Linked DNA regions of Mus musculus: region 2 is linked to region 1. Evidence: chromatin loops called from intact Hi-C (ENCODE). Cell type or tissue: left cerebral cortex. All regions are shown on one strand.

What was found. Hi-C counts contacts between places; a loop is a spot of excess contacts. Peaks named below come from ENCODE experiments on the same cell type or tissue, not always from the same donor. Only the 100,000 strongest peaks of a DNase experiment are listed, where the experiment ranks them.
Region 2: a loop joins it to region 1, with 4 times the contacts of the local background. A loop is called at or near these places in 2 of 42 quality-filtered maps.

Annotation. Positions count from the first base shown.
Region 1 is chr1:192,477,041-192,485,040 of GRCm38, reverse strand. The region is part of intron 10 of Kcnh1 (potassium voltage-gated channel, subfamily H (eag-related), member 1); the gene reads right to left. Among named protein-coding and RNA genes, the nearest start is that of Gm31011, 35 kb to the left of the region's middle. In left cerebral cortex, no CTCF peak of the experiment used is centred here; DNase peaks (open chromatin) are centred at 2,043, 3,383, 4,468, 4,780 and 1 more place; H3K27ac peaks cover 6,001 bases.
Region 2 is chr1:192,187,496-192,195,495 of GRCm38, reverse strand. It overlaps Kcnh1 (potassium voltage-gated channel, subfamily H (eag-related), member 1), which reads right to left and starts at 4,719. Exons shown (of 11, transcript NM_001038607.2): 1 at 4,410-4,719. The coding sequence starts at 4,488. In left cerebral cortex, CTCF peaks have their summits at 2,593, 4,816 and 6,268; DNase peaks (open chromatin) are centred at 4,006, 4,244, 4,784, 6,245 and 3 more places; H3K4me3 peaks cover 3,769 bases; H3K27ac peaks cover 2,730 bases.

The DNA.
Region 1 (8,000 bases):
TTGGGTAACTTCAACATCCAGACTTCTGATCATCTCCCATAACATGGCTGCCATTTCAGGATTGGTTGGGGAGGCATTTGTAAAGGGGAACCCATAGTCATGACTAATGTAGTTCCATGGACAGAGTGTGGACAGAGAACATACTGTTGCCTCACTTTCTCATGTCTAGGGTAAAGAGACATGACACCATCTGGTGGACATTAACTATCTCCTTCCTAAGTCCTAGAGAGTCACAGTTGTAGATTCAAATTCTAGGCATGTGTGATAACTCAGGGGAAGAAGGGTTTCTTTGGCTTATAATTCCAGATCATAGTCCACTATCACGGAAAGTCAAGGCAGGAACTTCAAACAACTAGTCATACCATACCCACAGTCAAGAGCACAGGGAAATGAATATGTGCAGGCTCACTGGCTTCCTTGTGATCAGCCTGGGTTTTCCACTCAATACAGTTCAGGACTCCTGCCTAGGGAATGACAACACCCACACTAGGCCAGGCCTTCCCACATCCATTAACTTAAATAAGACAATCCCCACATACATGTTCACAGGCCAAAGCAACACTACGCAGACAATCCCTCATCAGGGCTCTCTTCCTAGTTAAGTCCTGGTGGGGTCAAGCTGACAGTCGAAACTAACCACCTTGGTGTCTGCAGTCAGAAAGAAGAGAAATGAATGCTGGTACTCAGCTCACATTCTTATTTAGTCAGGACTTCAGCCCAAATGTTGCCTCCCTATTTTAAGAATAGGTTTTTCCGTCTCAGTTAACCAAATCTACAAAGTTTCTCACAAACAGACACAGCTAGAGATTCATCTCTTAGGTGACTCTAGATCTTATAAACTTTTGCTGACATCAATATTAATCATCATTATGTTCAGTAGTCTCAATTTCTCCAACTCCATCTTGCTTCATGGCCATCTCACAGGGGCACAAGCAGATAGATGAGAGAGTAGGGGGTGGCTGGTTGGTGGTCTCTCAATGGTCCCTCACTGAACTCTGAATGCCTAGCATGCCAGAAAGAGAGCTCTGGAAATAGCAACCTCAGATGTCATCGGTTAGAAAGTGATCCCACTAGAATGAGATGACCAACCCAAAAAAATTATTCTTACAGAAAGGGGAAACTGAGATACATGTAGGTTCCCATGGGAAAGCATAATGTGGTGAGACCAGAACTAAGGGTGACACCACAGAAGCCAAGGGGATGGAAGATGGGTAGCAGCAGTGAGATTCTCCCTCAGATGCCAGAGGAAACTGACTCTATAAATGCTTGACCTTGGACTTCAGTTCCAGGACTGGGTTAGCTGGTTTGTGCTACTTACACCTCTCCATTTGTCATAGCAGCTGTAGCAAATGAATCCAGATGTCAGAGAGGCCACATGAAGTTATGCCTGTATGTATATAATAATATGATTCTCTCTCTCTCTCTCTCTCTCTCTCTCTCTCTCTCTCTCACACACACACACACACACACACACACACACGTGTGTGTGTGTGTGTAAATATATATATATATAACTAGGAAGAGGCTAGAAATGGTAGAATATATGGGTGGAAGGATAGAAGGCTATATATGGAATAGTAGACCCAACTGTTGTGTAGGTGTTGTGCCTAACTTTTCCCAGCCCAGAAACCTCTGAAACCATGCAAGGGAGAGAGTGCTGGTCTGTTGGGTGAGTCTTGGGGAAACATCTCACAAAAGACAGAGAGATGTGCACTATACAGTTGCAGTGGAAACTGATCCTTGTGAGCATCCTGTGGGACAGATATTCTCAACCTTGTTTTACAGAAAATGGAGCTGCCCCTTGTCTCAGGCTACATTGTTAAGAAGCAGCAGGCTTGTGTCTACCTGGCCTCAACATGGGCTCTCTATCCTACAGACCTGATTTCATGCCCAAGTCAGTGACTTAGGTATACTATGTCTTTACCTTGTTCAGTCCAGAAGTTGGCTGCACCTCTGTAGCAACCAGAGGACAACCAAGGATCATCTCAAGGATGCTGCCCTCTGCCATAATGCTAACTTCATGATGCTGGCTGTTGGCACTAGCGTTTCAATGCACCCATGCTCACCCACACTCTGTGCTCTGACTCAGGCTCTGCTAACTCTAGAACTTCCTTTGGTTTTATCCGAAGCCCTTGGCTCATAGAACTCAACCTAGGCCCATTCTTAGCCAAGCTTTCCTCTTTTTGTCTACACATGCATCCTTTCATGGATGATGGAAAGGCCAGTGTCATCACAGAAACCTTGCCTGCTGGAGATTTCTGCCTCTGATTTACCCTGGGGATTGCCACCTGGGCCTCTGCTCAACTGTGCATAAACTTTGAGGCCCTGGGTAATTTGGGTCTGGTGCTCTCCTTGGGAATCAAGGCCTGGCTCCTTTCCATCTCCCTATATTGCATTTCTGTTCTAGGTTTTGCCAATCAGGCAGGTTAGCTTTGGCCAGGAGCCTGTGGTGCCTGCTTCATTTCCCTGCTGGTGTAATGTGACTGATAACTGGTTTTTCTTTAAAACAATTCACAAAACAAACAAGAGCATCTATGAGCTACCTGTTTGCCATACCTCTTTTTCCAGCATGCAACACCCTGCCTTCCATTCTGTCAACTGGTGCTTTTCAAAGAGAGGGGTGGCTACTTACAATCCCCCCAAGAAGCCTTCCCTCATCTTCCAAGGACAACTACATATTCCCACATCTCAGCTAAGCACCTCTGCTTAAACTTCCAGCGGGTTGTATTCACATCTGTGTGTTAGGACACAGACCCATGCACACAGCAGTAACTAACATAGACCTCTCTCAATGGACTAAAGGTAGTCTGTTTTCAAAGAGTGGAATGTTCAGAAGGCGAGTACACAACATCCATTCTCTTTAGAACCAAGAAGCAGGCTGGTTTCTTGGGAGCTGTAAGGGCCCACACATTCTCCTGGGTCTTAGGAGGCTTCTCACAGCTGAGCTGTGCTTATTGACCCCTTGCCCCATCCCACAGACTGCTCCTCTGCCGGGAGCCTGTGGGAACAAGCCTGATGTCCTCTCAGGTGCCTAGGGGACTGTCAGGGGAAGGCTGTGAAGATAAGGCATGTTGGAGTGAGAACTGCACAGTGGGCTGTGTACAGATTCTCTGCTGATGGCCCACAGTCCTGTGCTCTTAGGTCAGTTAATGCCTGAACCTCAGGTTTACAGTTTTCAGGATGGGATCCTCAACAGCTCATGAACAATAAATGTCTCCAGGTAAAATGAGAGGCAAGAGTGGGGACAGGTGGCAGAAAAGATCCATGGTGACTCTAAAACTTCTGGAAATATACCTTTTTGCCACCCATTAGAGGCAAGGACAGGCTTCCACCTACTCTGACAGTCATGTGGTCATTTCTGGAAGGACCAACAGACTGTACCAAATGACTCACTAGGTGCTAAGTGGGCCTCCTGCCCCTCCCTATGGGAGAAAGCCAATTCTCTTGTGCCTTGAGCCTCAGCCTACATGGTTAGATTTGAACAATACACAATATTTTCTCTGCTTTGAACTGAAATTGCTCCCACCAGCAGCACCTGTTCTAGGGAGGCTGTGGAACCTTTAGGAGGTGGGTACTGGTTAGCAGAAGTAAGTTAGTGGGGCAGGTCTTTAAAAGTTATAACCTCTGGGCTTCAGCCTGCTTGTTTCTCCCAGTCTGCCTGGAGAACAGAGGTGGGTACAGCCTTCTCCAGCCTCCTGCTACCATGAGCTGCTCCCTAGTGCCTTCCCAGCCATGATGAGCTGAAACACGCAGAAATCATGAATAAAACAAACCTTCACTGTCTCAAGCATGGTAGGTGCAGTGCCAGCACCTACCTGGTTCTAATCCTAGGCAGGTTGGCTCCATTCAGCTTTGCTTTAATTTTCTCACTAAAAAAAAAAAAGTGTTCTTGAGATATTTTTATCCATATATTTTGAACTTGGGGCACATCTAAATCAAGTGTGTAATTGTCTGGCACCAAACCTGTTGGACATTGTAGGTGGCAAAGGAACATGGGATCAGGAACCAGAGGTGTCTCAAGAGTATGTGGGATCAATTAATGATAATCCCAAGAGAAGGCAAACTCACTTTTAGAGTTCTTATTGGGGCAGATGACGATTCCCAGGATAAGGCCCTAACCGAGATCCACAAAATACCTCTGCGATACGGCCTACAGTTGTCCTGTCTAGTTTGGTATGATGAAGCAAATTTTAAAGTTGACTACTCAGTTGCATTGACCACACTCCAAGGGCACATTAGCAAGGCCAAAAGCTTCACAGGGCAGAAGTCAGTACAGTGCAGAGCATCCCCACAGACAGGCCTATCGGACAGTGCCAGTTTGAAAGGACCAGCTCCCATGAAATGAGATGAGAGGGCCCCATCTTCATAACATGAATACTATCTGTACCTGACTCTTATGCAACCAAATTCAAATCCTGCCAAGATGGAGTTACTTTTCTTGGCTAACTAAAAATGTGGAGCAAGGCAAAGTTTCCTTTTCTCACTCCTGGAGAGCAGGGCTTCCCTGCAGTTCTGGTAAACAATCTTTGGTCTCACAAGATAGTGGGCAGGCCTAGTGAGACAAGGAAGGTCAGCACTCACGTGCTCCCTCCGCTCCTGCTCCCGGGACGATGAATGCATGTGTCTGCATGTGCTTCCCTTCTTCCCTTCATTGTTCTTCAACGTGGAACAGAAAGAGTTTTCCGTTCTTGCAAAAAGAGTCACATCAGTGCCTTGGGAACACACACACAAACCAGAAGATGGGACATACCCCGGTCATGTGGCCATTTCTGGAAGAACCAACAGACTGTACCAAATGACTCACTAGGTGCTAAGTGGGCCTCCTGCCCCTCCCTATGGGAGAAAGCCCAATTCTCTTGTGCCTTGAGCCTCAGCCTACCTAACTTGAATTAGTTCTGCCATTTAGAATTTACAAAGAGCATACATGGGCTTGACCTACCCCCTCCTCCATGTGTAGCAGATGTGCACCTTGGTCTTCATGCGGGTCCCTCAACAAACTGGAGCAGGGAGCTTACTCTGACTCTGTTGCCTGCCTGTGGATCCTGTTCCCCCAACTGAGTTGCCTTGTCTGGCCTCAGTGGGAAAGAATGTGCCTAGTTCTGCAGTGACCAGAGGTGCCAGGGTGGGTTGGTACCCAGGGTGGAATAGGGAAAGGGGTGGGGGGGGAGGGGCTTGTGAGGGGGAACTGAGAAAAGAGGGGAGCTGTAAAGTGAATATAAATAAATTGATGGGGAAAAAAAAGAATTTACAGAGAGACCAGGTAAAAACAAAGATGTGTGAGGAGCAGAGGGTAGGTAAAGAGAGAGCTGGGGATTCTTTGCATTCTTTTGACCAAAAACAGAAAAGGAAAGAGGTAACCCAAGACAGTAGCAGAACAGAGCTCAGCAGACTTAGAACCTGAGTGGCCACTGAACTGTGCCAGCAGCTTGTCAAAAGAATTCTAGTTGTAAGGCAAGGACATTGCTATGATTAGTGATGTCAACTTGAGAGCCCAGAATCACCTGTGAGATGTCTGTGGGGGCTTATCTTCCTGGATTTAACTGATGTGGGAAGCTCCGCCCACTGAGGGTGGCACCTTTCCCATGTGGGATCCTGGACAGCACTAGCATGCATCCTGTTCTCTGCTTCCTGATTGTGGATGCCATGTGACAAGCAGCTTCAAGCATACGCTGCCTTGACTTCTCTACCATGATGGGCTGTACCCTTGAACTGGGTGGACCAGAATAAACCCTTGCTCCTTAAGGTTGTTTTTGTCTGCAGTAATTTTTTTTTAAATCAAAGCATCAGGAAAGGAAACTAAGATATCGAAGTAAGAAGAGCTACGCACAGCTGAAGAAAGCAGACAGTTGTTCAAGGTCAAGTTCTTTAATTAAATAGTTATCTCAAGGTCAAGTCAGCTTGGCAACAGTCTGATGAAGAAGATGTGAGGGCTCTGTGCCAAGGAGAGAGGGTGAGGTCATTAGGCCAGAATTAAAATTCTATCTGATGGCTAACTGGAACTTGCTCAAATGATCTATAAATAAGATCTCCCCTCCCAAACCCCCCAACCCCTGGCAGCCTCAGCCAGAAGTTATTCTGTGTCCACCTGCACATCACCTGCTCTCCTTGGTGGGGTCCCGGCCTCAGGGACCCTGGCCTGGGCAAAGCAGCAGAGTGTTCTCGTGGCTGTGCATAGAAACAATGATAGCAGTCTAGGAGATCCTCCCTGCTCCTTGTCAGTGTCCAGGAGAGTTGGGTGTCCTCACAGCAGTGGGAATAGAGGAACTAATAAAGCTACCCATGTTGCTATGAGAGGCAGCTCCAACCCCAATGGTGCCGCTTCCTTCTGCATCCTCTTCCATACAGTGTTGGGAATCCCCGCCACTTCTGGAGCTTCAGAGTCAGAGGGCCCCAGATACCCATTCCTCTGATGGAACTAACACTCAGCAATCCAAAGAGTCTATATGCAGGAGCCCTTAGCATGTGGGAGTCACAGACAGGAGTCAGGCTAATCTTCCTGCTTCCATTCAGGTTTTTTGGCCTGTATATCAGGGCTCCTCCACTGACCCAGGTTTATACACACAGTAGGTAATAAAAACTCCTGGTGTCTGAAAGCTTTCAGATTTTCTCCAATGCCCAGGCTCCACTGCTCTGGCTCTTTGCCCTGACACGGTCTCTGCTGATAATCAGAGTGGTTTTGAACTCTAATGAAAATCCTGCGGCAAGAGTGTGACTCACAGAGGCTGCCACTGGCTTCCTGAGCACGCAGGAGTGTGCGTTAATAACATCTTTAGATCTTAAAAAAAATGCATTTTCTCTGGAGGTACTTTCTGAGTTGTTTGTGGAATAATGAGGCTGCGGACAGGACTCCAGAACTTGAAGGGGATAGCTGGTAGAAATGCACTGCTGGATACTTCCCTCAGTAGATTTTAAACTCCCCTTAGAAGAGATGTGTAGCTGCTCCCAGGCACAGGGCACACAGTAAAGTGTCTTGGTCCCTCCTGCTTCCCTGAGAAGCCTCAGCAACTATATCGAAGGGGGCTATAGTGAGTCTGGGCCATCCTATTTCCTGTGGCTACAATAAGGACACCAGGTGGGCACAGCTTCTCTGCCCCCCACCCCCATCTAGTTCTAAACTGACTCCTGCTCTACTGAAGCTGATGTTCCTACATACCTGGCTTTCTGTCTACTGCCAATCACAGCATTCAGTTCCCCAGTGGATTTCAGCCCTACTCTTAAGCAAATTCACTGGTTGGGCTGAGTGAGCTTCACAAAGACAGGAAAAAGCAAAAAACGCCCCAGGGCCAAAGCCCTGAACTTCAGACCTGGCAGCTATCCTGGAGCTATTATAAAGTAGGGATGAGGGTGTCTGAGTATGTGCAGTTTCGCGGCCCTGATCTGGAATGAAGAGGTGAAGGAGCAACGGGCGTTCCTAAGGGGAAGCAGAGAAGTCTGCAGAAAGAAAGAAGGGACTACCAAACCTCGGAAGGTTTCCTGGGACCCTGAGGGCTGTTTTGAAAGCAGCACTTGCTGCTCTGTGTGCTCACCCACACTCATAGGAGCTTGCATTTTCCTAACACATTCTGCAGGAATACTACATAGTTATCACAACCACTGGCTGTCCTCTGTGCGGTGAGGACACCTCACAGGAAACCTATGAGTGATTACCCAGGGACCAACATCCTGGGCAAGGCAAGGGGGGGGGGGGGCAGTTCTGTGCCTTTGCAAACAGGGAACAGAGGTGTGTAGATGGAGTCATTAATGACAGAGATTAAATTTGTCCTCCATGACTCCTGTCTCCCTCCTTGCTTCCCCCATATCTATGGCATCCATCCTTAGCCACTCTTGGAATTACAATATACAATTATGTTGGTTCCCCTTGGTTGGATCAACATATGAACTCAATAAAAGAGGTAAAATGGTTGACTAGCCCTATCTATAAACTATTTCAAAATATCTTAGAATTATTCCAGGAAAACGTAGCAATTTATACACAAGAAATAGGAGAAAGGAAATTTAAT
Region 2 (8,000 bases), 290 kb after region 1:
CTGTGTATGTGTCTATGTATGTGTGTGCATGTATATGTGTGAGAATATCTGTGTCTATGTGTGTATATGTCACTGTGTATGTCTCTGTGTGTCAGTGTGTCTGTGTGTCTGTGAGGGTTTCTGTATGTGTCTCTGTGTGTATGCCTATTTGTCTGTGTTTGTGTGTCTCTATCTGTTTGTCTGTCTTTCCCTATGTTTGTATCTCTGTGCTTATATGTCTGTATCTGTTTCTCCATGTGTCTATGTGTGTGTGTGTGTCTGTGTGTGTGTCTGTGAGGGCATCTGTGTCTGTGTGTATCTATATGTCTCTGTGTTATCTTTCTCTGTGTCCATATGTCTGTGTGTGTATATATATATATATATATATCTGTGTTTGTCTCTATGTATGTGTATGTGTGTGTCTGTCTCTATGTGTGTGTCTGTGTGTGTCTCTTTGTGTGTATGTGACTATGTATGTGTATGTAAACCACAGAGTGCATATGGAGTTTAGAAGACAACGTTTAAAAGCTGGTTCTTTTCTTCCACTGTGGGTCTGGTTCAGGCTGTCAGGCTTGCCTGACAAGCTCTTTTCCCTGCTGAACCATCTTTCAAGCCCACCAATAGGATTTTAAATGATGGTTGGCATATTCAGGAGGAAAAAACCCTCAGGTGTGGATACTAATCATTCCTGCTGACTCGTAGCAATCCAAAGCACGGGTACTTATTAAATCTCTCCTTCTTGCATTACTCAGAATCAACCCAAGAAAGTTAAACTAGTTTCCAGTAAACACCTTTAAAGTGTTTTATTTTCTAATGTACTGAGAGGCCTAGGGAGCCATTGAGGCCAATCACTGCTGTAGGATATGAGCAACAACTGTAATCAGGATTTGCCAGGGTGCCTTTCTTCCAGAGCTCCATCTTCCAGGTGTCACATGGCCATTGTCACAGTCAGAGCAGCTGTGATCACCCACAGGACCCTGCCCAGGTGTGAACAGCCTGGCCCTGCTGCACATGGAAGGCTGAGGTGGGACTTAGAAAAGCAGTGTTCACACGCTCACCCATGGTTGGGTGGGCCTTTGGTGAGGCAGCTATTTGGGGGTGACTTATGCTCTTGTAATTAACTCCTAACCTATGCACCTATAAACTCATAGACTGGAATAGCCACCAGATATTTGATAACAGTATCAGGCCTATCATGTCTCCAAGAAAAGTCACACAACAAACTTACTATCCTCAGTGTTGTTTCCATCTATCCCCAGTGTTCAACAACTACGTCCAGTAAATCTTCACAGAATGAATAAACCATTTCCACCAGCTGATTGGACCCCAATCTACCCACCCATTTTGACAAGTCTGGGAACTATTCACAGAAAGAACTCTCAGCTCTTTAACCTTACAGTGGAGATTGTCCTTCCTTTGTTGAATCTTGAGGCCTGTGAAAGTGGCCCAGGGATCCCTGAGGAGGTATACACACATCCCCCACCCCCACCCTGTCCTGCAAAGGCAAATAGCTCCGGACTTCTTGAATGTACTTGTGCTCTCGCTCGCTCGCTCGCTCGTCTGCCCTGTCGCTCTGTTTGCGTGGCTGCTGGCCAACATGGATGCTGTTCCTGTTGATATAACATTTTGTTTCATCTCCACTGGGAAATCTGCTTCTTGCACTCTAAAGAGCACAGCCTGGATCTCCTCAGCTCTACCCCTCCACATGTAGGAAAGCTGCCAGAAGAGTCCTTACCCACACAGTTGTGAGGAAGGACGGGCAGACGAGGCAGTATCTAAGCTCTGTCTCATCTACAGCTCTGTGACACCCCAGACACTCGATACTCAACGCAGCCCAAACGTGGCTGGTTCTAATCCCGAGGCACCTCCTCTCAGCCATTCTTCTAGAGGTGACAAGAACATCTCCCCAACTGAAGCTCATCAAGTAGAGCGAAGAAGCCTCATGAGGTCTGGGATAGCCCGGTGGTACAGTGCTAGCCTGGCTTGTGCACGGCCCTGGCTCCGAGCTTTGACACTGAAACAAATCCAGGTGACCAGCAGCTGCAGGCACCTCTGCCCAGGCACGGTGAACCGGCCTCTTACACTAGGGCTCACTCTATTGTCTGTAGACAAGTAGCAGCAACGTCACCCAGGCCTGCTGGGATAAAAGGCCTAGCAAGGTGATTATGAAGTATTGCTATTTAAATGCTGTGATGACCAAAAATAGGCTGGCAGGTTTCAAGAAATGATCAATATTTTAAACAGGCTATTTCTGTAAAAGTAAAATGCATGCAGATGTGTTTCTCAGCATTCACAGTATTTAGTCACTCATAGACAGGGACTAATATGAAAACAATCACAAAAACTTCAAGTCAGCACTCTGTACCCTAAAACAGAGCATTTAAGGGGTCTTCCTGCTCCCCAGGATCATTTGGGCTTGTCTTTATTGTTGTTCCTTTTTAGTTGTTGGGAATCAAGCTGTCGGAGCAGGTGCTGAGATAAAAGGCCAGTGCTAAAAATACTCCACACTGCCTGCTTTATCGACGTTCTACCTATACTCACGCCAGGGAACTGCGCTGAGATCAACTGATCAGAAGGTTGGTTTAGGAGTTTTAGCTCCCCCTAGAAGCCCAGGCCACCCTGGCTATAGCCTGCAGCTTCGTGCTCCAGCTAACAGAGTGCACCATGGTTTCCCTCTAACTTCAGGGTACTGCCTCCTCTCCAATAGACAGACTTCTCATAATGTTCATGGCATTTATTATGCAAACGTTATACGTCCCTCAAGTGGGATCCCCAAGTCTGCAAAACAGTGCCCATATCGGGTCAGTTAAAAGCCATAATAATACACTAACTTCAACCATCGCTTTCAGATTTGTATGCCAAAGGAATTCTTCATGGCTGCCCATTTAGCAATTATTACACACACACACACACACACACACACACACATACACACACAAGAGGGAGGGGCAGACCCAAGTAATGACTATGACCTTGTGGCTGCCTGTTTAGCAGTCATTACACACACACACACACACACACACACACACACACACACACGGCCCCTGGTAGTAACTGTGACCTTGCTTTAAAGACTCCTTTAAACCTTGGAGGGAAAGGTAATGACCGAGTAGTACTCATCTTTAAGAGGCACACAACAAAGGTGAGATAATTTCTAAGAAAGCTCTTAAATAGTAGGTAAGATTTGCTATGGTAGCCCACGGGCTTTGTCTTGTAAACTTAAGTCCCTTTTTAATTAAAGACACTGTATAAGAGGCAGGGGTCAGTTTTCACGCCCTTCCATTGAATCCCTAACTGAATTCAGCTGGAAGCTCATCACTATCAACCCAAGTTCCAAGGCTGCACGCCATGTTTACACTGGCAAAACCCAGCTCTTGAGTTAGGTCCCCACAGCCTCTCCAACGGAGAGAGTCGCCTGCTTCTGGAAGGAGAGGGGCCCAGAAGTCTGCTAGGGGGATCTCAGAATTGGGTAGCCTGGTGAACAGGTGTATGCAGCAACTCCCCATCTCCAGGACTGTATGTGCAAGCTGTGGGTCGGAAAGGTTTGGATAGCTCCCTTTGGATCGCTACTCTGAGGACTTTTCGCCTTCTGGGCTTCATGCTAATAAACCATAGGAAACTGCAATCTCTGAGTAAAAAGGTGTCGAAAATTATTCCCCTTCCATCAGTCATAGTAGGACTCTCTCCTCCCAGCTACAAAAACCTCGTGCTTGTGCACAGGTTTCTTGGGTAATGAATCGGCTTGTGATGGAGGACAAGATTGGGAGGGTTTAAAAGAGACAATAGATGCCAAATTTGTACCCGGGACCACTTAGTTCCCTCTGTTTCCCCGGCTGAGTCCAGAAAAACCATCGGACCTTCGTGAGCCATTTGCTCTAGCTGGTTGGCGAGGGTGCATAAGACAGCCCTGCCAAAGGGTTTCTTCTGGTCAGACTTTCCTGCTTAAGGGATGGAAGGTGGAGTTGGCAACGTCCCTGCACCCGAACAGGGCCAGGACCAGTAGCCCAGCTCTGCTGCTACCTCTGGCCTCCCTGCTCCTCAGGACTCCCGGGGAGCCTCCGCGGGGAGGCGGCCAGTGCGCATCAGGAGCGCAGTGCTTGAAGGTGGCCAGCCTGCAGCCACTTTTCGCATGACTTTTCTCACCAAATGCCAGGCTTTCCTGGAGAGGACAGCGGGAGGGCGCGGGAAAAGGCCCCAAAGGCGTAGGCTAGAGATCTCTCCTCCAGAGATGGGGCACACTAGACCCCCTCCAGCCCTGCCCACCTCCCAGGCCCGCAGGCAAGAGAAGCTGGTGAGCGGAGCTCCGGGATGCCCCCGCATCTGTTGGCACCAGGCGGGAGGCGTCTGCAATCACCGCACTCAGAAAAAAAAAAAAAAAAAAAAAAAATCAAAACCCACCTGGGCGACAGAAATCCAAAGGCAGTTCTTACCGTTGGACCGCCGCACGATGTTCTCCAGAAACGTGTTCTGCGGGGCCACTAGTCCCCGCCGGCCGCCAGCCATGGTCATCCTCCCGACTGCCGGACTCTGGGGGCGTCCGGCGCCGTGTCTCACCGCAGCAGGCGGCCGGGTGCGCAGCCCGCAAGCGTTCCTGGCTCCACGCGCCCCATGCGCTCCGCAGCCCCGGAGCGCAGGGGCGGCGGCTGGCTCCCGCTGCCGCCCTCGCTGCGCTCCGCACCTCCCCGCTGCGGCCCGCCCGGGTGTGCGCTCGAGTGCCCCGGGCTCGGTGCGCCGCGGCCGCCTCCCGTGGGCGGAGGGAGCCAGCCGGTCCAGGGCGCCCCCTACCGTGCGCGCATCCCTCGGGGACACAGCCGTAACCAAGAGCCACGGGGTGAGGCTGGAACCGGAGCGGCACCCTCTGGGTGCAGCGGGAAGTGTTATCCAGAGTGTGCCTGGGGTGTGCAGAGCACGGTGAGCAGCTTTATTGGTAAAGTCACATACACACACACACCCGAAAAGGTCACAAGAAGACTCTTTCTTTACGCGGTGTCAGATCGGAGTCAGAACCTTCAGGCTCTGCAAACAGCATGAGCTGCATGTCTATCCAGCTTCCCCAGAATTAACCAACCAAGTGTCTAAGGGCAACAACTTACAGAGTGACTGCCAGATTCAGCTCCCAGGAGCCGTTTTGGTTTGTCTTTACCATCAATGTGCCTGCAGCCTCCTCAGTTGATAAATGGCTTTCACCTGTTTGGCGTCTTCTCTTACAGAGCAATCATTTTACCAAAAAAGAAAAACAACAAAACATGAGTTGGCACATCGGGGTTTCCAGCTACAGTACAATCTCTTAAGATTTGTGTGTAAGGTGAAAAAAACAAAAAAAAAAACAAAAAACGGGAACTGGCTGTCCAGCATCAAAGAGGAGGGCTACTTCTGAAAGCTTCCCAAAGTAAAAGTACATCAGATTTTAATTAAACAGCCATAGCTGTGGCTTGGAGAAGCATCCACAAGGCACAGGTGAAGCAGGTGCGGCTTCACAGCAGGTAGAAATGACTTGGACCTCTTGTTCACTGAAGGAAGAGGGGGTGTTCCAACTGCACATAATGTGTACCTGTCGTTGTGCTGTGCGTGTGGCGGGGGACTGAGACAATGCCCACAGAAGGATGCATTGCTACTTGACTGGTTAGTTTCCAACTGGACAAAGATTCAAAATAAAATGCAAAGATAAACCCGCCGCTGAAGCCCGTGACGCCGGGGCTCACCTCCGGAAACACCTTAATGGTTCGCAAAGACACACTGTCTCAATTTTTTAATCTCAGAAGCAGAGCCAATTCCTTCCAGGCATTCTCTGAGTGGTCGAGCACTGCGGAGAATAGACGGGGGGGGGGGGGGGGGGATCCTGACTTTAAAGTTCTGTGCGGGAGGTCTGCAAAGATGGCTCAGCACCTGAGAGCACTCTTGCAGGAGACCTGCGTTTAGTTCACAGTAGGCCAAAGCCATCTGAAATTTCAGTTCCAGACCATTTGATGCCCTAGTCTGACTTCTTCAGGCACCAAGCATGTGCATAGTACACGTACAAACATGCAGGCAAAACACTCAAACTCACAAAATCTGTCTGAAAAAAAAAAAAATAAGTGCCAAATCAAATGTCATTTTCAGAGTGACTAAATTAATTGGGCCATTATAAATGTCACCTTTCATCTATCTGTGTGGATATAACTCAAGCAACGCTCCTGCCAGCAGAAGATGGCTCGGCAGGACTGGTGTGTGCTATGACTTGAAGGTAAAGCTGCATCTCTCCCACTGGATAACGGCTCCCTGCAGGTTAGAGCTGTGATTTCTTAAACACTGGCTCCGTCTAGTGGTTCTTTGTTCTATTACAAATGAGGTAAACTACTCAAAGAGAACTTGATTTTGATGGCTACCCACTTCATTTGAGTAGGTTCCTTTGAATAAGGCAAGATCTTACAGCTGTGCCATGCATGATGGAAAGTGCTCAAGGGGTAGCTTTACATGATTGTGTGTGTGTGTGTGTGTGTGTGTGTGTGTGTGAGAGAGAGAGAGAGAGAGAGAGAGAGAGAGAGAGAGAGAGAGAGAGAGAGAGACCCTTCAATCAAGATCATGCACCTGTTTGTGGAAGTGAAAACAATGGGGGTTGTGGGGTGGGGAGAGGCATCTGACAGAGAGAGACCATAAAATTTCCCTCCTACTCTGTGGCTTAGATAAAAAGGAACAGGTGTCATTCGTTTGAGGTGAGAGCCTTGGTGGGCTACCTGTTAAAAGGAGCTCAGGAGTAAGCTTCCCATATGAAGTATGCCATTTCTGTGGGTCTCAAAGCAGATGTGTGTATACACCTTTTCAGAGAGTGATTCCCATGGCACACAAAAACTACACTAAAACATCAACAATCTTTAATCACATTGAGAGAGTTCTTTGGGTCTTTGAAAGCACACCCAACGGTACCCTGTATCTGGCTGGTCCTTGGCTCCTCTGACTGAAGGAACAGTCCAATTCTTTCCTGAGACTTACAGGAGGAGGCTGCTCCTGCCCCATCATTCATAGAACACATGGCATGTCTGAAGCCAGCCTGGACACACAAGAAACCTTGTTTTGAAGCACAGACACAAATACACACAGACAGAGACAGACAGAGATGGAAACAGACACACACACACACACACCACGTCTCTATTGAGCTTATAAGCAGAGGATCCAGTAGTTATACTCACAGGAAACCCTGTGATACTCGCTCGGCTCACCCTGAGTCAGTGCTGGGGCAGAGCTGCCTCACTGGGACTCCAGCCTGAACCTAATGACAGGGGAAGGATGTGCAGCTGTGGCCATGACACCTCACTGTGACTAATAACTCATTCGATATTGACAAATTTTGTAAAATTGTGTTATATCCTTCCAAGTGCCCAAAGCAATTACTCATCTTTCTCATTTCCTCTGATGAAAATACAAAGGGTGAGGCTGAGGCCATAGCCCGGTCAGTAAAATGCTGACAAGCATAAGGACCTGGGTTCTATCCCCCAAACCCAGTTTAAAAGAACAGGGTGAGGAGCTAGGAGAGATTAACAGTTAAGAACGTATGCTAATCTTGTGAAGGACCAGAGCTCAGTTCCCAAAACCTAAGTGAGGTATCTCATGGTCATCATGAATTCCAGCTCGAGGGAATACAATATCCAATGCCTCTGGCCTTTAAAGGCACCTTCACTCATGTACACACACACACACACACACACACACACACACACACACCGTCCTAGTACTGGAGATACAGCAACTGGCAGATCTTCGGGATTTTGCCAGCCAGCAGCCTCACCTGCCCAGCAAGCTTCAGACCAGAGACTGATTCAGAAAAAACGAAGGTAGTTGGTGCCTGAGATTGACACCTGAGATTGTCCTCTGGCCACCTCCCACAACCACATTGCTTGCCTATTGGAGAATAATAAAGCTATTAACAAGGGTTACATTTTATTTTCAAAACTATATACATAAGTCTGGTTTGTACCAAGCAGTGAATTGAGTCTAAGGAGGTGAGGGTGTGGTAGGGACTCTTGCATCTGAGGAACACTTTT